4 separate regions of the Homo sapiens genome follow, and regions 2, 3 and 4 are each linked to region 1. Evidence: chromatin contacts called from ENCODE Hi-C or POLR2A ChIA-PET data. All regions are on one chromosome and are shown on one strand. Each heading gives the region's core, a stretch centred on a gene start or an enhancer-like site at or near the end of the contact. The rest is flanking DNA. Distances are from core to core; before and after follow the strand shown. Region 1 has its middle 28 kb from the start of MPP7-DT. Region 2 holds the start of MASTL (microtubule associated serine/threonine kinase like). Region 3 holds the start of ANKRD26 (ankyrin repeat domain containing 26). Region 4 has its middle 25 kb from the start of SVIL.

Region 1 (2,700 bases), core at 53-2,552:
ACAATACTATGATAAAGTTTTCTAACTATACCTATTTCTAACAGGTTTATACTATTTATATTCTAATTCATGCCATTGCACTATTTAGATCACAAAATGTGTGTAAACTGCCAACTGTAAAATAATAACTTTAAAACTCCCATGCTTTGAAATTTTTAAATGATATCCTTTCAACTTTAAGTTACATCATAAGTAAGAGGGAAATATAGTTAGGACAGCCCTTAGAGAAATAGATGGGAAATGGAAATTCTGTACCCAAGATTAGCCGCAATTTATTAAACACACACACACACACACACACACACACACACGCATACATTTGACAAACTGGCAATGTACGTGTCTCAAACATTATCTAAGTTGCTTAAAACGTGGTGTTAATGAAATGAAGACTTGCAGCTTTTTGTAAGAAAAAAACTCAATTTCTTCTGGTGGCTGGGAAAGGAGCTCAAGAACTGTGGTTGAAGGAATAACCCACACCAGTACCACAGCTGAATAAACAAAGCAAATGCTTGTTCAATTACCAGTGAGTCAGTAGCTTTATATTCTCTTATAGAGGGCAGAAATACAATTTCTAAACATCTGCAACCTGGAATTAGTGCCTGTGACTTCAGCAATACCAAGGAGATGAATTGTAGGAATACAAATTGTTCTCATTTCTATATAAAGATAATATCTTTTAAGGCCAGGCAAGATGGTTCATGCTTGTAATTCCCGCACTTTGGGAGGCTGAGGTGGCTGAAACACTTGAGGCCAGGAGTTCAAGACCAGCCTGGCCAATATGGTGAAATCTCATCTTTACTAAAAATACAAAAATTAGCTGGGCATGGTGGTGTGCACCTGTAATCCCAGCTACTCAGGAAACTGAAGCACAAGAATCGCTTGAACCCTGGAGGTGGAGCTTGCAGTGAGCCGAGATTATGCCACTGCACTCCAGCCTGGGTGACAGCGAGACTCTGTCTCAAATAATAATAATAATACTAATAATTTTTAAAAACCCTACAAACTGAAAATTGCTTTTTAAAAATATCCTCTTTAGCTTGTATTATAACTCTCATCACAGGCTGACTGGGTAAATTATGAGCGAGACCAACAATTAGGGTTAAATATTGTACTATTATATTGCATATGTGGTTTCTTGCCTTATAATTCATATCATAATTCATACTTATAATTACTTAAAATAGTTTCCAAGACCTTCTCCTGCATTTGACATTAGAAACTTACCCTTGTAACTTCCCTGAGGCTCCTCCCCTCAGTGAGGTTAGTGTAGAAAGGAAGAGAAGAAGGAAGTTAATTGAAGGCAGGACCCACTCAATGAGTAGCCACTGAGATGGGAAGCCAGAGAAAGTCTAAATGGACTCTGAAGACATTTCCCTTTTTTCATTAATTCATCAAATATTTGTTGAGCACCTGCTAGATGCTAGATCCCAAGCTAGGTAAACAGTGAACAAAGTAGATATGACTCTGCCCTCATTTAATTTATATTCTAGTGGGGTAGATGGTAAATAAACAAGTATGACACACATAATTTCAAATTGTCCTCAGTGCAACAAAATGAATACGGTACTGTGTTAAAGAATAACAAGATGGATCAGGACAGGTGCTGTGGCTAACACCTGTAATACTGGCATTTTGGGAGGCTGAGGCAGGAGGATTAATTGAGCCTAGGAGTTTGAGACTAGTCTGGGCAACATGGGGAGACCCTCAACTCTACGAAAAACAATTCTAAAAAATTAACCAGGCATAGTGGTGTGCACTTGTAGTCCCAGCTACTTGGGAGGCTGAGGTGAGAGAATCATTTGAGCCCAGAAGCTCAATTTTACAGTGAGTTATAATTGCACCACAGCACTCCAGCCTGGGTGACAGAGCAAGATCCCATCTTAAAAAACCAAAACCAAAAAACAAAAAAAGCAACCCCATATTTTATCCTCTGATCCCCCAATAATTCAATAAGACTGTGGCTTTCTTCCTGAGTTCTAGCCACCCCATATTGCATAGGCCAGAGAGTGCTCTTAGAGGAAAAGCCACATAAGTGAAGCTTTTACCCAGTCTCTTCCTGCTTTTTTTAAAAAAGTCTAAAAATTAATAAAAAATCTTTTCTGTTTAAAGATGAGATCTTGCTAAGTTGGGCAGGTCAGAGCACAGTAGCTATTCACAGGTGTGATCACAGTGTACTATTTGAGCCTATTTTAGACATTTTGGAATTTCTTCTCTTCCCAACTCCTGGGCTCAAGCCATCCTTCTCCTTCAGCCTCCCAAGCAGCTGGGATTACAGGTGTGTGCCATTGCACAGTTCAGTTTTGACCTGATTTTAGTCACCCTCCAGTGCCTTCAAATCATTTTCAAAAACTATTTCAGCATTTATAGTTGTCGTTGAAAGGAAGCTCAGCTGATATAAGGTACTCCACTATTACCAACATGAAAACTCTGCAAGTAGTATTCTTGTTAGTGAGTATGGCAGGTGTGTTTGGTAGATGCTATGTGGTACCTGTTGGGAAGCTATTAACAGCACCTCACCGAATTGTCTCATTTATCCTTATTTTACCTCAAAGCAGGAAGAAAAGGAGAAGTATCACTCTTTTTGCTGCACAAATGTGAAAACTCACAATAAAGAGAAGGGAGAAAGGTATTTATCATTAGAGCATTTTAGTCAGGAGCTGGGATTAGACCCCAAGCCTTTATATTTATATTGTTCTT
Region 2 (2,780 bases), core at 38-2,537, 1.2 Mb after region 1:
AATCCCAGCTACTCGGGAGGCTGAGACAGGAGAATCGCTTGAACCCAGGAGGCAGAGGCTGCAGGGAGCCGAGACTGCACCACAGCACTCCAGCCTGGGCGACAGAGAAAGACTGTCTTAAAAAAAAATTATTAAAGACTTCTCAGAAAATAGTAATCTTTCTTCTGGTTAAGAATAAAACTTAAAAAGTTATCAGTGCCTACAGATTAATCACTCTTCTGTGGTAGAAAAATTTCGACGATTCTGCACGTCAAAGCAAACAAGGTAAACAAAACCACTAATTACTAAAAACCTTTTGGATTTAGAAACCTAACTCGCCGGGCGCGGTGGCTCACGCCAGTAATCCCAGCACTTTGGGAGGCCGAGGCGGGCGGAATACGAGGTCAGGGAATCGAGACCATCCTGGCTAACACGGTGAAACCCCGTCTCTACTAAAGAAACCCCGTCTCTACTAAAAATACAAAAAATCAGCCGGGCGTGGTGACGGGCGCTTGTAGTCCCAGCTCGTCGGGAGGCCGAGGCAGGGGAATGGCGTGAACCCGGGGGGCGGAGCTTGCAGTGAGTCGAGATTGCGCCACTGCACTCCAGCCTGGGAAACAGAGCAAGACTCCGCCTCAAAAAAAAATAAAAAAGAAACCTAACTCAAGCCAGGGTGAGACTACGAATCACGGCTTTGGCTTTAAGTGCCTGTTGTACTAAGACCGATGTAATCACCTCGGTCAAGTCCCTTTGCCTTTGGCCTCAGTTTCCTCATTTGCTAACGCTGGGCAGGGAGAAGAGAGTCAAACTTTGCTGTTCTCACTGGGCATCTGAGATATGGAGGGAAGGGCGGAACAGAGGCGAGACACCCGACCCGACCGCTGATGTCGCCCCAAAAAGAAGTCAGCTCGCAGGGCTCTGGAGGCTTCAGCAAGCCAGGCCACCCAGACTCCTCGCTCCAGCAACCCCGGGGCCTGCCCAAGCCGGTGGGGCAGGAAGGAGGGCCGAAGGGCCTAACCCCTTCCTTGCTACTCGTTGACTTCCTACCTTTACTGCATACAATTTGCCGCCTTTCTGCCCCAGATACACTTTCCCGAAGGCGCCCCGGCTAATGGGCTTCACTATGCTGAATTCCTCAATGGAGGGCGGTTTTGGCACTGCGATCCTATTCACGCCCTCCTCAGTCGCCGCGCCTCCTCCAGGCTCCTTCTTGCTTCCCGCGGTGGGATCCATCGCTGGACAGCATACAGCGGCCCCGCAGACACTGCCCCTCCGCGAGCAGCCACTCCCGCCAACTGGGTTCAAAGTGAGGCTCCGCCCACGCCGCGCGCGGCCGTGACGTCACCCCGCCGCCGCGCCCCGCCCTCGTCACCTCCCCTACGCAGACGCGGACGGAGGGGGCGTCGGGAAAGCCCCGACTTCGCAGCCTTACACTCTTCGTGGGCGGCGACCGCGGCCCCACTGACATCATTCCTCATGAGGGAGGAGGCACAAACAGTTCTGGGCCGACCAGAAAAAGGACGACTGGGACTTGACTCTGAATCGCAGGATTTGAAGAGATTTCTCCTGGCTTCCCAACGAGGCTGGTGGGAAGCGGTCCTCCTCCCATACACGACCTCCCACCCTCGCGAGGCGTAGAAACCAGTTCTGACTGTACAGTAAAGCGAGGGCCAGGGCTGAGGTCTGGAAGCTAATGAAAGCACAGAAAGTGTCGAAACTGGATGAGCAGGAAGCGAGTGGCCTCCCCTGTCATCTGACGTTTTCCCAGGATGTAATTTGCCTGACTGAAACAGATCAGGACCAACAGGGAGAGTTTTCGATTTAGTGTGAGGAAAAGAGCACTAAATTGTAGCAAAAGACCTTATTGCTCAAGGCCCAGTCAGAAGATTTCATAAGGAAGCTGTAGAAAGTCTTAAGAGGAAATCAGCCGGGCGTGGTGGCGGGCACCTGTAATCCCAGCTACTCGGGAGGCTGAGGCAGGAGAATCGCTTGAACCCGGGGAGCAGAGGTTGCAGTGAGCCGAGATCGCGCCACTGTACGCCAGCCTGGGCGAAAGAACGAAACTCCGTCTCCAAAAAAAAAAAAAACGAAGAAAAAGTCCAAAGAGGGTAAAGGCTGTTCTCCCCTTAAAAAACAGCTAAAGACCTTTGGGGGCGCTGCTCCTTGTAAATGTCAACTACTTCCGCGGGAAAGAACGCGCAGGCACTTGGCCTTGTGGGCGCTCACTTGCCCCGGAAGTACTGTTGAGTTAGCGCCTCGCCTTCCGGGGCGGATTGTCTGTCGTTGCAGTAGCTGTAGGAAGGGGAGGCCATTTTCCGTTTCTGGGAGGAGTGAGGGGCAACGGGTCGGAGAAAAAGGAAAAAAGAAGGGCTCAGCGCCTCCCCGCCGGGCCGTGGACAGAGGGGCACAGTTTCGGCAGGCGGGTGAGGTCGCTGAGGGCCCGCCGGAGATGTTTTCCTTGTCGAGCACGGTGCAACCCCAGGTAAGCCAGGCATTCAGCCCATTTTTTTTCCTCCCGCCCTGCCCGTGGCTGTTTGCAAATTGCGCTCGTGGAAGCGATTTCTCAGAAGGGACTCTAGAAATGAAGTGATGTACTCAATGCGAATCCCAGGATTGAGGAGTGGATCAGGGGACGACGCTGAGAGTGGGCCGGAGACTTCAGTGCTGACGATGAAGCTGTTGAGGGCAGAGGCGGGATGTGAGCTCAGTGATAGAGAGAGACCCTGGCTTATCGAACTGATTGCGTGGAATTTCTGCTAGAGAATCCGTCCGGCATTGTTCAGTGTCCGGCGTTCTGGGGT
Region 3 (2,700 bases), core at 160-2,659, 1.2 Mb after region 1:
GCTGGGACTACAGGCATGCACCACCACACCCAGCTAATTTTTGTATTTTTAGTAGAGACGGGGTTTCACCACGTTGGCCTGGTCTCGAACTCCTGACCTCAGGTAATCCACCCACCTCGGCCTCCTAAAGTGCTGGGACTTGACTAGCTTCATAGATCACCTTGGGGAGTGTTGAGGAGACAACATAACTTTCTAGCTGGGGTAGTGTAGGAGGAAAATTCTTGGTGACGATAGTGGAAACCACTCTCCCACATCAAAACCATTTGATCTAGCTAAGCTGGAGAGGCCTGAGAAGTGTTGTTTTGTTTTTGCTCATTTCTCACTTGGCAATAAAGACGCCTGTTCTGGGGCCAGCCACCTCCTCCACAAGGGACCCTAGAGCTGTCCAGAGCTATGGAGGTGCATTCCAGCAGCAATTTCTGCTGAGACTCCACTTGACGTCTGCGTTGCTAATTCCAATTTGTTGTCAAATTATTCAATCTAGGCTGGGCGTGGTGGTTCACACCTGTAATCCCAGCACTTTGGGAGGCTGAGATGGGAGCATCATTTGAGCCCTGGAGTCGGAGACCAGCCTGGGCAACATGGTGAGACCCTGTCTCTACAAAAAATGCAAAAATAGCCGGGCGTGGTGGCTTGCGTCTGTAGTCTCAGCTACTCACTCAGGAGGCTGAGGTGGGAGTATCGTTGAGCCCAGGAGGTGGAGACTGCAGTGAGCCGTGATTGCACCACTGCACTACAGTCTGGGCGACAAAGCGAGACTCTGTTGGGGAAAAAAAAAAAAAAAAGAAGAAAGAGATGTAACCTTGGAAAATCAAAAGCAAAAAATAAAACATAAGGCTGGGCCAAAGGCAGAGGGGTGGGGGAAGGAGGCATGCAGAAATGCGTTCTCATTTCTTCTGGAGAATGTGCATTGGTTTCTCCTCGTAAGTTTGCACTTGACACATATTGCCACGATCTCCGAAATCCTGTGCCCTCTGCACTTGACACATATGCCACGATCTCCGAAATCCTGTGCCCTCTGTTGTTGCATCTGTTAAGTTCTCATGGAGACCAGATGGCACCCAAAGGGACATGGAAGGGGAATAAACTGAGAGATAGGGAGATTCAGAGAGTTTCTTAGGGGAGTTTTCTCGGAGAAGAGGCTTTCAGCATCTTAAAACTCCACGCTACTCCAGTCCCAGTCATGCGTAAAGGCTGCTTCCCCACAGGCGCGAGGCTTCTTTTCGCAAACGTCCTGAACACTCAGCCAGACTCCCACCGACATTTGTTTGACAGGAACGCAGGGCTCGTCCCAGTCGCCGAGATTTGCGAGGTCTGGGCCTTGCACATGCGCATGGAGCACACTTGACCACTGGGCCTTCGTGCGCACGCGCGTGGACCTTGCCATCTGAGGTGCGCATGCGCACTTGTGTCTAGCGGGATCGCTTGCTTGGTAACCCGGAGGGAGAGATTGGAAACCGCGGAGTTTCCTTTGGGAGGCTGCGGCCAGCCGGGGCTGACTTGTTATGTTGGGCTCCGGAGGCCGTTAAGAGCCGAGAGAGACATGAGGTGTCTCTGAAGCCCGGTCGCCTGGGCCATGAAGAAGATTTTTAGTAAGAAGGGCGAGTCGCCCTTGGGCTCCTTCGCGCGGCGGCAGAGGAGCAGCGCGGGAGGCGGGGGCGAGCCGGGGGAGGGCGCCTACTCGCAGCCCGGCTACCACGTCCGAGACCGAGATCTCGGCAAGATCCACAAAGCTGCCAGCGCGGGTAATGTGGCGAAAGTGCAGCAGATCCTTTTGCTCAGGAAGAATGGCTTGAACGATAGAGACAAGATGAACAGGTAATAGGCGTCGCAAGCCCGGACTGAGTGCCACTGGAGTAGGCGGGCAGGAAGAGGGGCCCCTTTTGTGGGAGCCACCCAGGGCCTGGATCAGCCTCCCGCGGGCTCCGTAGCCCCTGGGACGGTGACACCTTGCAGGGCTCCAGCGCCCAGGCCGCCTTTCTGAGCAGAAAAACAAAAACAGAACTCTAGCTGGTTTCCGATCCCCCCGAAATCCCTTAGAGAGCACTTAAGTGACAATTTTAAAGTGAATTAACGAACAAAAGCACGTACAGCGTTTTATTTTTAATGTACACATTTAAGATACAATGTCATACACTTATGGAAAGGTGCATAATGAGATAAGCAGTTTCCATAATATAGCAACTTCTGGGTTAAAAATTATTTCTATAAAATCTGTTATTCGTCAGGCGCGGTGGCTCGCGCCTGTAATCACAGCACTTCGGGAGGCTGAGGCGGGAGGATTGCTTGAGGCCAGGAGTTCAAGGCCAGCCTGGGCATTATAGCGAGACCCCCCCCCCCAACTCTAATAGTCTCAGCTACTTGGAAGGCTGAGGCAGGAGCATCACTTGAGCCCAGGAGTTCTAGGCTGCAGTGAGGTATGTCAGTGACAACAGAGCAAGACCCTATCTTTCAAAAAGAAAAAGAAATAAAATGCCTTTAGGAAATAGATATACAAGTAATTTGTTTTTCTCAGCATTGCTTAAGCAGTGTATTAAGGAGAACCCATAGAATGGATTTTGTGAATAAATGTCAGTGCATGATAATATGTGACCATTGAAAGTGGCAGTAGAGGCCAGGCGTGGTGGCTCGCGCCTGTAAACCCAGCATTTTAGGAGACCAAGGCAAGCGGATATCCTGAGGTCAGAAGTTCGAGACCAG
Region 4 (2,700 bases), core at 9-2,508, 1.3 Mb before region 1:
GATGGTCTTGATCTCTTGACCTCATGATCCTCCCATCTCAGCCTCGCAGAGTGCTGGGATTACAGGCGTGAGGCACCACACCCGGCCCAGGCACAGGCTTTTTAAACTCCTTCTTTGTCCCTGAGCTCATGATTTCACTGCAGATTTTCTTCTATCTGGACTCACAGTTGTAGAGCCCCAAGGCGATTGCTGTGCACACTATGAGTTTGAGAGCCCATGCTCCAGAGGTCAGGAGGGGAATGAGCCAGGGGAAGACGTGAGCGTCTGGGCAGAGATTAGCACTCTCTTTAAGAAGAGGGAGGGATGAGAATGTTTCTATTCTGCCCTTTCTTCTTGGCTTCTTGTGATTCTCTTGGCCCGTTCCCCCCACCAGAATTTTGCTCTGTGGCCTAGGCTGGAGTGCAGTGGTGAGACCATGGCTCACTGCAGCCTCCACCTCCCAGGCTCAAGCGATCCTCCCACCTCAGCCTCCCTAGTAGCTGGGAGGTGTGCAACACCATGCCTGGCTAATTTTTTATATTTTTTGTAAACACAGGGTCTTGCTATGTTGCCCAGGCTGGTCTCAAATTCCTGGGCTCAATTGATCCTCTCACTTTGGCCTCCTAAAGTGCTGGAACAATAGGTATGAGCCACCCCACCCTGCCTTTTTAATTTTTTTTTTGAGTCAAGCAAGGTGTTGCTTTGTTGCCCGAGCTGGAGCGCAGTGGTACAATCGTAGCTCACTGTAACCTGCAACTCCTGGGCCCAAACAATCTTTCTTCCTCAGCCTGTTGGGTAGCTGGGACCATAGGCAGGCCCAGCTAATTTTTAATTTTTTTGTAGAGACAAGGTCTCACTGTATTGCCCAGCTTAGTCTTGAACTCCTGGCCTCAAGCCATCCTCCTGCCTCAGCCTCCCAAAGTGCTGGGATTACAGACATGAGCCACTGTGCCCAGCCCCTGTTTTCTTTTTGAGTAGTTTTCTTTTTCTTTCTTTTGTGGCTGGTTCAATAAGAGGGTCTCCTTTTCCTAAGCAGGCAAAGGATTTTTTAAACCAGTTTGGAGCCCTAAGGAGGAGTCCCAGGGGAAAAAGAGAGGCTTACATTGATCTAGCCCAGTTCTCAAGGCATCAAAGCTTTTTAGTAATAAAGAGATTTGTGGAGGAAAGGGAAAATGATTTTTTTTATTGTTGGAACAAAAAACGGTCTGCTTAAACCCAATAATTTGTCTGTGTTTACCGCAACCATCTCTGTGGCTTACAAGAATGAGTTCATGACTGTCTGAATTCCACCAGGCAGTGGTGACAATAATTTATTTTTTAACCTTGTGGGAACTTCACATGGGCTGACTCCCCTTTGACCCCGCACCCATCACAAGATGATTTTTTCCTAGAAGTTGCCTCTGGGGCTGGGCTTCTGGAGATGAACCCCATTCTCTCTATGCTGGATAAACCAGGCTTCTGACATCCTTCCTGTGGAATATTTATAAAAATGAGCGCCAAGGAATTCAGCTGTGGTTTCTTGCAATGCCTGGTGTGGTGCCAGCTGTTGCCCAGTTCAGAGCCCTCTGTGCTTGAGTGAATTCTTTTCTGACTTTTTCCGGCGGTAAGAATACAAGGAAGTGCTGAGTAGACAACAGAGAGGAGATGAGAAGATGGAACTCAATAGCCTAAGACAAAAGACTTCCCAAAGCCACGCTTGTTAACCACTAACCAGCTGATAAACGAGGGGCTTTCCTCTGTAGTCTGGGATTGCAGGGCTGGAGCCTTCTGTGTTGGGGACCTCTCCCAGGCTGAGTCATTAAGAACCACACAGAGTGTCAACCCTCGAGTCTAAAGAATGACTCTGTAACCTTGTGAGTCATCTTTCATACAAATTGCACCTCGTCAGGCAAACCACAAGGGGAAATGCATGTTTGCCTTAATTCTACTCTGGTACATTCTAGCATAGGTGGGGTTTCCCCTCACTCTTTGAGGAAAATAAATGCAGAGATTGTCTCTGCCTGGAATGCTTGACATAGACCAAGTCATAGCCAAATCACTCACCCTGATGCCTTCGGTGAGTTATTCCAGTCTCCTAACTCTCCACCCAGCATGTCTTTTTCTGTGGAATTGGGTCTTTGTTAGTTCCATCCAACTTCGTGATGAATTTCAACCCATTTCTTATTTTCTCAGTTGTCCCTTTGTGGCAAGGCTGCTGTTCCCAAGCCTCCATATTTGTTCTTTTGTTTTTAATTTTTTTAAAGACAGGGTCTTCCTTGTTGCCCAGGCTGAAGTACAGTGATCCAAACATGGCTCACTGCAGCCTTAACCTCCTGGACTCAAGTGATCCTCCTGCCTTGGCCTCCCATGTAGCTGGGAGCACAGGAGCACACCTCCACGCTCAGCTAATTTGTTCAATTTTTTGTATAGACAGGGTTTCACTTTGTTGCAGACTGGTCTTGAACTCCTGGCCTCAAGCAGTCCTCCCACTTCAACCTTCCAAAGTGCCAGGATTACAGGTGGGAGCCACCATGCCTGGCCATCCCTATATTTGGATCTGATTTTAAATTTGAATTTAGAAAGTACTCATATTTACCAAAAATGATTCTTGCTTATAGACCAAATAATACAATTTTAGTCCTCCCAGAAAAATAAGAGCTTTGGAGAACCATTGCATAGAAATGACTTTATTCACTGAGTTTACGATGAATGGGAAAAATGCATTCTTTTATTGAGCACTTT

Evidence for each region. Hi-C counts contacts between places; a loop is a spot of excess contacts on that map. ChIA-PET counts read pairs that join two places held with the same protein, here RNA polymerase II (POLR2A). Pooled maps may share reads with other maps.
Region 2: a loop to region 1 is called in a map of naive thymus-derived CD4-positive, alpha-beta T cell, with 25 times the contacts of the local background. The contact joins the promoter of MASTL here to the enhancer-like site in region 1. A Hi-C loop is called at or near these places in 3 of 168 maps with a recorded cell type or tissue (CD4-positive, alpha-beta memory T cell, CD8-positive, alpha-beta T cell and naive thymus-derived CD4-positive, alpha-beta T cell) and 12 of 50 pooled maps. POLR2A ChIA-PET finds 5 or more read pairs at or near these places in 7 of 52 experiments (CD4-positive, alpha-beta T cell, CD4-positive, alpha-beta memory T cell, CD8-positive, alpha-beta memory T cell and 4 more).
Region 3: a map of CD8-positive, alpha-beta T cell shows a loop between it and region 1 (5-fold over the local background). The contact joins the promoter of ANKRD26 here to the enhancer-like site in region 1. A Hi-C loop is called at or near these places in 4 of 168 maps with a recorded cell type or tissue (CD8-positive, alpha-beta T cell and naive thymus-derived CD4-positive, alpha-beta T cell) and 9 of 50 pooled maps.
Region 4: a map of CD4-positive, alpha-beta memory T cell shows a loop between it and region 1 (12-fold over the local background). The contact joins two enhancer-like sites. A Hi-C loop is called at or near these places in 1 of 168 maps with a recorded cell type or tissue (CD4-positive, alpha-beta memory T cell), 1 of 37 single-sample maps with no recorded cell type and 7 of 50 pooled maps.

Annotation. Positions count from the first base shown.
Region 1 is chr10:28,329,858-28,332,557 of GRCh38, reverse strand. It overlaps a transcript of MPP7 not described here. Among named protein-coding and RNA genes, the nearest start is that of MPP7-DT, 28 kb to the right of the region's middle. Within about 2 kb of position 1,302, at least 5 of the 41 ENCODE cell types and tissues checked have a DNase peak (open chromatin) inside an H3K27ac peak, as active enhancers do; they include CD4-positive, alpha-beta T cell and CD8-positive, alpha-beta T cell, where a contact is called at or near this core.
Region 2 is chr10:27,153,859-27,156,638 of GRCh38, reverse strand. MASTL (microtubule associated serine/threonine kinase like) reads right to left here and starts at 1,287. Exons shown (of 12, transcript NM_001172303.3): 1 at 1,027-1,287. The coding sequence starts at 1,212. YME1L1 (YME1 like 1 ATPase) reads left to right here and starts at 2,255. Exons shown (of 19, transcript NM_014263.4): 1 at 2,255-2,461. The coding sequence starts at 2,429. RefSeq lists enhancers at 596-845, 1,466-1,525 and silencers at 1,200-1,398, 1,196-1,405.
Region 3 is chr10:27,099,203-27,101,902 of GRCh38, reverse strand. It overlaps ANKRD26 (ankyrin repeat domain containing 26), which reads left to right and starts at 1,409. Exons shown (of 34, transcript NM_014915.3): 1 at 1,409-1,818. The coding sequence starts at 1,577. RefSeq lists a silencer at 1,563-1,742 and an enhancer at 1,913-1,972.
Region 4 is chr10:29,658,274-29,660,973 of GRCh38, reverse strand. It overlaps a transcript of SVIL not described here. Among named protein-coding and RNA genes, the nearest start is that of SVIL, 25 kb to the right of the region's middle. RefSeq lists an enhancer at 1,239-2,438. Within about 2 kb of position 1,258, at least 25 of the 41 ENCODE cell types and tissues checked have a DNase peak (open chromatin) inside an H3K27ac peak, as active enhancers do.